3 separate regions of the Homo sapiens genome follow, and regions 1 and 3 are each linked to region 2. A link is a loop called in an ENCODE intact Hi-C map of the cell type or tissue named here. Cell type or tissue: mammary epithelial cell. All regions are shown on one strand.

The links. Hi-C counts contacts between places; a loop is a spot of excess contacts. Peaks named below come from ENCODE experiments on the same cell type or tissue, not always from the same donor. Only the 100,000 strongest peaks of a DNase experiment are listed, where the experiment ranks them.
Region 1: a loop joins it to region 2, with 12 times the contacts of the local background. A loop is called at or near these places in 2 of 110 quality-filtered maps.
Region 3: a loop joins it to region 2, with 9 times the contacts of the local background. A loop is called at or near these places in 8 of 110 quality-filtered maps.

What each region holds. Positions count from the first base shown.
Region 1 is chr13:72,839,074-72,841,573 of GRCh38, reverse strand. All of the region lies in intron 9 of PIBF1 (progesterone immunomodulatory binding factor 1), which reads right to left. Among named protein-coding and RNA genes, the nearest start is that of PIBF1, 58 kb to the right of the region's middle. In mammary epithelial cell, a CTCF peak has its summit at 1,537 (motif pointing left); a DNase peak (open chromatin) is centred at 1,543; H3K27ac peaks cover 292 bases.
Region 2 is chr13:73,223,270-73,225,769 of GRCh38, reverse strand. No RefSeq gene overlaps it. Among named protein-coding and RNA genes, the nearest start is that of KLF5, 170 kb to the right of the region's middle. RefSeq lists an enhancer at 793-1,992. In mammary epithelial cell, a CTCF peak has its summit at 1,029; DNase peaks (open chromatin) are centred at 819 and 2,129.
Region 3 is chr13:73,410,480-73,412,979 of GRCh38, reverse strand. No RefSeq gene overlaps it. Among named protein-coding and RNA genes, the nearest start is that of LINC00392, 150 kb to the left of the region's middle. In mammary epithelial cell, no CTCF peak of the experiment used is centred here; DNase peaks (open chromatin) are centred at 1,399 and 1,709; H3K27ac peaks cover 2,500 bases.

The DNA of each region.
Region 1 (2,500 bases), 380 kb after region 2:
GTCTCGAACTCCTAGACTTAAGCAATCCATCTGCCTCAGTCTCCCAAAGTGTTGGTATTACAGGTGTTAGCCACCACACCTAGCCTATTAGCCCATTTTATAAAAGAAGAAATTAAACTTCAGGGATATTAAGTGACTTATCTGCTGAGCTAGTAAGTGGTAGAACCAGGATCAAGTTCAGTCTTTTGATCCAAATCTCTTTCATAATATACTCCCACTCACAGAATGTCTTATTTCCAAATGCATAAGAGGGTCCATAACATTTCTGTCACATAATACCTACTAAGCAAGAAGTTATTTATATAATACATCTCAGCACTGTAGTACCTTTCACTCATTTCCTACAGCTCCAAAGTGGAATTTTAAGTAACTAGAAAATACAGAAAAGACAAAAAAGCTTAATTCACAAACTGGACCAAAGCATACATACATATTATAATTTCAACTACAGTATGTTTGATGTATCTAAATATCCAAGTTCTCTCTTCATTTATAATTGCCCTTTTCTTAAGTCTTTATATCTTCTACTCTCTTTCTTTTCTCTCAATACTTTAACTTCAAGAACTAGTGGAATGACTGCAGGTCAGATACCAAGATTGGACAGAGTAAGTTCCATGTGCCTTTTCCATATTAAAGAAGAGAAAAGAAAAAGTATCCTTTTAATATCCTCCAATGTATAGACAACAAATTAAAGGCAAAATATATTTCATTAATCATCATTTCAGTTTCTTTAGAAAATGTTTATTGGGGCCGGGCATGGTGGCTCACGCCTGTAATCCCAGCACTTTGGGAGGCCGAGGCAGGCAGACTACCTGAGGTCAGGAGTTTGAGAACAGCCTGGCCAACAGATGGTGAAACCCCATCCGTACTAAAAATATGAAAATTAGCCGGGCGTGGTGGCGCGAACCTGTAATCCCAGCTACTCAGAAGGCTGAGACAGGAGAATCGCTTGGACTCGGGAGGTGGAGGTTGCAGTGAGCTGAGATCACGCCACTGCACTCCAGTCTGGGTGACAGAGCAAGACTCCGTCAAAAAAAAAAAAAAAAAAAGTTTATTGGGGGAGAGATAAGGAGACCAAATATAAATATGCAAGTGTAAGTACTTCATCCATTTCAACTTATTGTAACAGCACACTTTGATAAAATACTAGTAATTAACATAATTACACATCTCAGGCCAAAGCAAAAGATTAATTTACCTAAACACACACACACAACCTTAAATGTGTAAACTTATTATGAATTTCATGTTTTATAACAGGAAATATTAAAATTCTTTCTTTAGCCATTTTAAGTTCTAAGATTTCAAAAGAAGTAATTTATAATTTACTTTTTACTGTGTGGAAGATTAGTATGATACAAGCTCTAACTACAGTTAAATCTGCCATAATGAAGAAACTATGATCCCCAAAGATTACATAAAACATAGAGTTGGATTACTGTGAGATTAAAATGATAAAGGCAAGCCTGTACACCTAGCTAGTTAGGTGTCCTGTGAAATTCAAATTCATCTGGGCTCAGGCTGCAATTTGGCACCACCTGGTGGCAATTGTCCACTCTAGCCTCAGTATACATCCAATCAATTCTGAGCCCTGTGGCTGGCTGGGGCATCCACAGGGCAGCCCCAATCCCAGGAATCCCCTGGTTAGGTAGTGTCCATTTTGATGTGGATAGGGGGTCAGAAGAACACTGGAGACAAGGAGACAAGGACATCTGCTTTCAGTTTTCCTACTTCCAGAAACGGCTCTGTTGGTTGTTTCCCCACACAGCCTTACCTACCAACCTACCCCTACCAACCACATTTATGTTACAATGGGATAAACTTTAAAGATTTTTTTTTAAAAAACAGCAAAAACCTAAAAAATGAGGAAATTTTCAAGATGATTACATACCAAAGTTTATATGGCTATGTGGATTGCTTAGGAATAACCATAGGAAGTTCCCATATATTTTAAAGTTATTATATCAGTCAACAAAAGCCTATTAAATCCACAACAGAATTGAACCACAGAACCAACAGTACTTATTTGTAAAATAGTAATAATACTATCTATACCACAGGCCTCTCTAATTCCCAGATCTTTCTCTTGAGGTTCAGATTCTTCTACAGTCAACTCTTTTATTTGTAGATGCCACAGACACTTCAAGTGAAACAACTAAATTTATCATGTTTTCCTATTAAAGCTTTGTATTTTCTAATGTTTTAAAAACTATATCACTATTTATGCAGCTGTTTAATTCAGAAACCTTGCTGACATCCTTAACGAGTTCTCATCCAACCAATCCAATCTAGTCACTGAGTCCTGTCGGCTCTGTCTCCTAAATACTTTTCCAACCTGGCCCATTTCTCTCATCTTTACTGATACTAATCCAGTTCCATTATCACCTCTCATCTGGATAATGGAAATAACCTCTAAAAGTAGACCCTCTCTGTCTAACAGGCTTATGCCATTCCAATCTATTCTCTACATTACAGTGATCTTTTGATATAAAATCAGATC
Region 2 (2,500 bases):
ACGTGGCAAGACCCCGTCTCTACAAAAATAAATAAAAATTAGCTGGGCATGGTGGTGAGCACCTGTAGTCCCAGCTACTCAGGAGGCTGAGGCAGGAGGATCACTTGAGCCTGGGAGGTCAAGGCTACAGTGAGCTGTGATTGTACCAGTGTGCTCCAGCCTGGGTGACAGAGACCCTGTCTCAAAAAAAAAAATAAAAATAAAAAAGAAAGAAAGAAAGAAAAAGGAATCCTTTAAGCAGAAGTAGGCAGTAAGAGTGTCTTAATCAGCTTCAGTTTTCATTAAAATTAACTCTGGTAATAACATCAGTATCAACAAAAGCATTCATTATGTATGTGGCTACTGGCCCTCATACTACAGACCAGTAGTTCCCAAATTTTAGGATGCCAAAAAAACACTTAGAGAGGTTTTTAAAAATGCAGTTTACAACACTTCGATTCTACTGGTCAGCGTGGTGTCCAGGACTTAAACATCTTTAACAAATATCATTTAACCCTGATGCAGATGTTAGTAAACCACAAATTACTTTTCTCTTATTCATTCAAGGAGTAGAAAGAATAGAACTGCTCTCTGGATAAGTTGAAGCAGTTAAGAGATCAAGTAAGGAAATCCGAATGGCTCAGAAAGAATCTTCAAAATGCTATTTCATTTAAGCCTTAGTCTTCTCAAACGACCTTTTTCTCCATCTACTCCAGGTGATGATAATTGCAGGGACTCTGTAAAGCCAGTCATTCATCCTGGGAATAGTGACTTCAGAGGCTGAAATTTTAGGTAACAGGTTCTGACTCATGTTCCTCAAATTCTCCCACTACTTTCAGATGTCACAATTTTTGGTTCTAGTTGCATCTGAAGAAGCCACATCAAGGCAGGTCACTACTGGTAACACCAAACAAATTTGATTTTTTTGGATTTCAATCCTAGACCACTTCCTGTTCTCCAAATAAGGAGAATCTGTCATCTTCCTTAGTACTCTACTGCAATAAGATACAAAATTTCACTCTTTCATTCACTGCCATCATACTACATAACACTAGAGGGAATGCTCCATTTTACCACAAACCAAATCTAAAGCATATGCTCAAATATAGAATTAAGGCATGCAACATTTGGGGCTAAATAAATATCACTTATATTGAAGATATTTTGAAATATCATGTACTCTCCACATGGCTATAGGTAAATCAGTAAAAAAAATTCGTTAATAACTTAAATAGACAAGCAGATCCAGGCTGGGTGTGGTGGTTCACGTCTGTAATTCCAGCACTTTGCGAGGCTGAGGTGGGTGGATCACTTGAGGTCAGGAGTTTGAGACCAGCCTGGCCAAGATGGTGAAACCCCGTCTCTACTAAAAATACAAAAATTAGCCGGGTGTGGTGGTGGATACCTGTAATCCCAGCTACTCGGGAGGGCAAAGCAGGAGAATCGCTTGAACCTGGGAGGCAGAGGCTTCAGTGAGCTGAGATCGCACCACTGCCTGGGCAACAGAGCAAGACTCCATCTAAAAAAACAAAACAAAAAAAACAAGACGACCCAATCTTTTATTGGTAACAGTTCAATTCTATTTCGTCTCTCCTAAGCAGTGAATTCTAGTTACTTACTCAGTTTTTCAGATCTTATAGTCAAAATACTATTGTTGAAACATTTAATCATTTTAAAACTTCCTTTCTATAACCACCCTCCCACAGATGAAGTTTCTATTCAAAACTTCCAATGTTACAACGCAGAAGCTACTAAGGCAGGAGAATCACTCCCTGATCTCCATGGAATATGAGCCACGGGCCTTCCTTCCTGAGAAAAAGAGGCTTCCAATGGCCCAAATAGCCAGGTGTGGTGGTGATAGTGGTGCATTTTTTTGCGACCTGTGTGAATCCAACGCAGAAACCTGAAATAAAATATTAAATATTAACAAAAACTAACTTGAAGTTTTTAAGGAGTTTGGGTTAGTTTAGACAAGTAGATAAAAATGATGAAATCGGCTCAGAAACAAACAAGAGGATTAAAATTACATAGGAGAAGAAAAGAGAAGCCAATGAGGACTATGATTCACCCAGTTTACGGCTTTATTAAAAGTCTCTTTGTTGAAAACCAGAGCTGGCCTTTTTGAAAACCCCACAGGTTTCATCTTCAACCATGCTCTGCGGTTAAGGGAGAAACACATGAAACTGCATTATGGGCACCCATGCTGGGTGGAGTCATTGTGAAGCCAAGTCTCACAGCCGGTGGCTGGGCCTCATGTAATGAACTTGACCCTTAAACCACACAAGGATAACCCTTTTTTTCTATCTCTCTGTGTCCCTCTGCAACTCTCCCTGTCAGCCCTCCCTGCCCCTTCTGAAGGACATGCCACCTCTCCACGGTCCTGGTCCCATTTTGAGTAGCTGATTCTCTCACTTCGCCTGGGTGCCACTGGGCTTCCTACTGACTCTGTTCAGGGGAGCTTGCAGGTCCACGCCCTGCAAAAGGAGGAGGTTTGTGGGTGCTTGAACACCTGTTCACTGGG
Region 3 (2,500 bases), 190 kb before region 2:
GAATCAATGTGCTATTTTATTTAGATGTTCTTGCTCAGTGAGGATTACTATACATTTTGCCTGTGATTGCCAGTTTTCATCATAAATAAAAAAAAATGTACAGCCTTGAAACCTTCATGGAAATAGTTTAATCTCTGAAAAGTCAGTAAGCACTTTGGTATCTTATAATGCTTCAATGTTCTTAGAATAAGTTATAATCATTATCTGGATTCACGGGTTTGAAAGATATCAAATAAATGACGGGAATTTCAATTACTACTGATCTAATGGTATGTCCTGGACTCTATTTTCTTTCTTTCTTTTTCATTTTTAAAATCCCTAATATTACCTTGTTTATTTCTCATTTGTTTTTAGTAAACAAAGATTGCAGAAAAATCAGAATGAAATTATATAGGTGGTTTTGGTTATTGGTATCTTGATTAACAGATGAAAGTTCCAGATTCTGAAGTAGTGGAAAAGAGGGGAAGTAGGGATTCTAGGCCTCTGTATGCTGGTAACCAGCCATGGGACCCTGAGTGATTCCCTTCAATTTCCTGAATATCAGATTCCCCATCAATTAAAGAAAAGTGTAACAAAAGTAACCTCCTAACAAATTTCACTTTATATGTTTTTTATGATACTTAGGGTGTAGGAAGACAATCATTTGTAAAAGTTTTTTTTTAAATGAAATTTGGCGGGAAGATGGATTACTTAAGGTCAGGAGCCTGGATTCTAGTTATCAATGCCACTAACCAGCTGAGAGACCGAGCCAAGTAAATACTTTCTGAAACAGGAAGAAGTATTAAATTAAATTAAGGTTTCAAAAGCTAAATGATTTCATGCAGGCCACCTATTAACATTTCTGGATCTCAATTTTCTCATCTAAAATGTTAAAGTGCTTAACTGGACAACCTTTAGAATCTTTTAGCTCAAAATTTCAGTGTTTCTGTATCATGTTACAAAAGTGGCCATTTTTATTATCTAGATTTGCTCTATCACTATGGTAGTCAAGTAGCCATTTTCCACACCAGTCATTATAAAGACTGATTAGCTGGCAGTAGATAGCTTCTGATTTATTTACCCATCGCTCATCAAAATAATTAATATCGTTCAGGTATTTATTGAGAGGGAACCAAATCTTGCTGATGAACCATTTCATTCATTTCTTTGTTCAGTAAATATTCTTCGAGTTTCTCTGCCTTCTTAAATGATAAATTGTTTTACCAAAATGTATTCGGCTTTAAAAAACAAAGACACTTACCTTCTTCGTGCTTCTTTAACTGTAAAATTGTGGCCATGGATATTTACCTCCATTACAGAAGGGCTTTGATGACTCATGATGTTTCTAAGGTGCATTGAGGTCCTTGATGGAAGGCGCTCCATCTGTTGCACAGTGTAATTAACATTATGAGTTTACCAAAAGAAACATAAGAGTCATTGTTAAAGAGCATCATGGGGGCTGGCTCGGCCTTTAGTCATAAGAAACTTCTGATGTAAAGGAAGGTAATAATTTATAATAGCTACTAAAAGTAACTTGGATATGAAAAGAGTTAGTTGTTTTTAAACTCAACACAGCCTTTTTATTAATTAAAGGAGTAGCCATGGTAATATCTTCAACATGTTTTATTTTTGAACTAATAAGAAAAACAATTAAGTGTCATGCTTTAGAGGCTTCTATGAAAGCTAAAGAAGGTAATATTCATACGAATTAGTCATGCTCTTCTTTAGAGAGTTCAGTTACTGCAGAGCTGGGAAATTCCTGGTCCTTTGGTCAACAGTAGAGAGATGCCTCCTCTACCATCTTTTGTATTTGCTTTACTCCTACAACACATGGCAGCAACGTCAGGGAAAAGGATATCTACTCCAGGGATCTAAGCCTGATTGCTTGACAAAGCCAAGTGAACGATTTTTCTATTTCAAGCATACTCTCTGAGTGTTAAAGAAAGCTCTAGGCAAGTTTCAGGGATCCGGAAATAGTTCCTTCTGATAGGTCAAACCTAACAGTATCATGCACATCTAGGTGTTTAGTAAAGATTGTTGATGATGTTGATGATGCCTAAGATGGTGTTAGTTATGGGAGCATGTGATTATTTTGATGACTTGGGAACAAGAGATAATTTTACTCTCAAATGAGCCACAGTTGACTGTTGTCGCCAATAAAAAAAGAGGAAGGATGGAGGCCATCATTCCAAGTGAAGTAACTCAGGAATGGAAAACCACTGTGTGTTCTCACTTATAAGTGAGAGCTAAGCTATTGGTATGCAAACACATACAGAGTGGTATAATGAGCTTTAGAGACTCAGTCAGAAGAGAGGAGGGTGGGAGGCAGGTGAGGAGTAAAAATCTACATATTGAGTTCAGTGCACATTACTTGAGGAATGAATGCACTAAAAATCTCAGACTTCACCACAATACAATTCAGCCATGTAACCAAAAACCACTTGTACCCCAAAAGTTATTGAAATTTTCAAAAGATTCAAAAAAATTATTTGTTTAATGAAAGTGGGTCAATGAGTAAAAC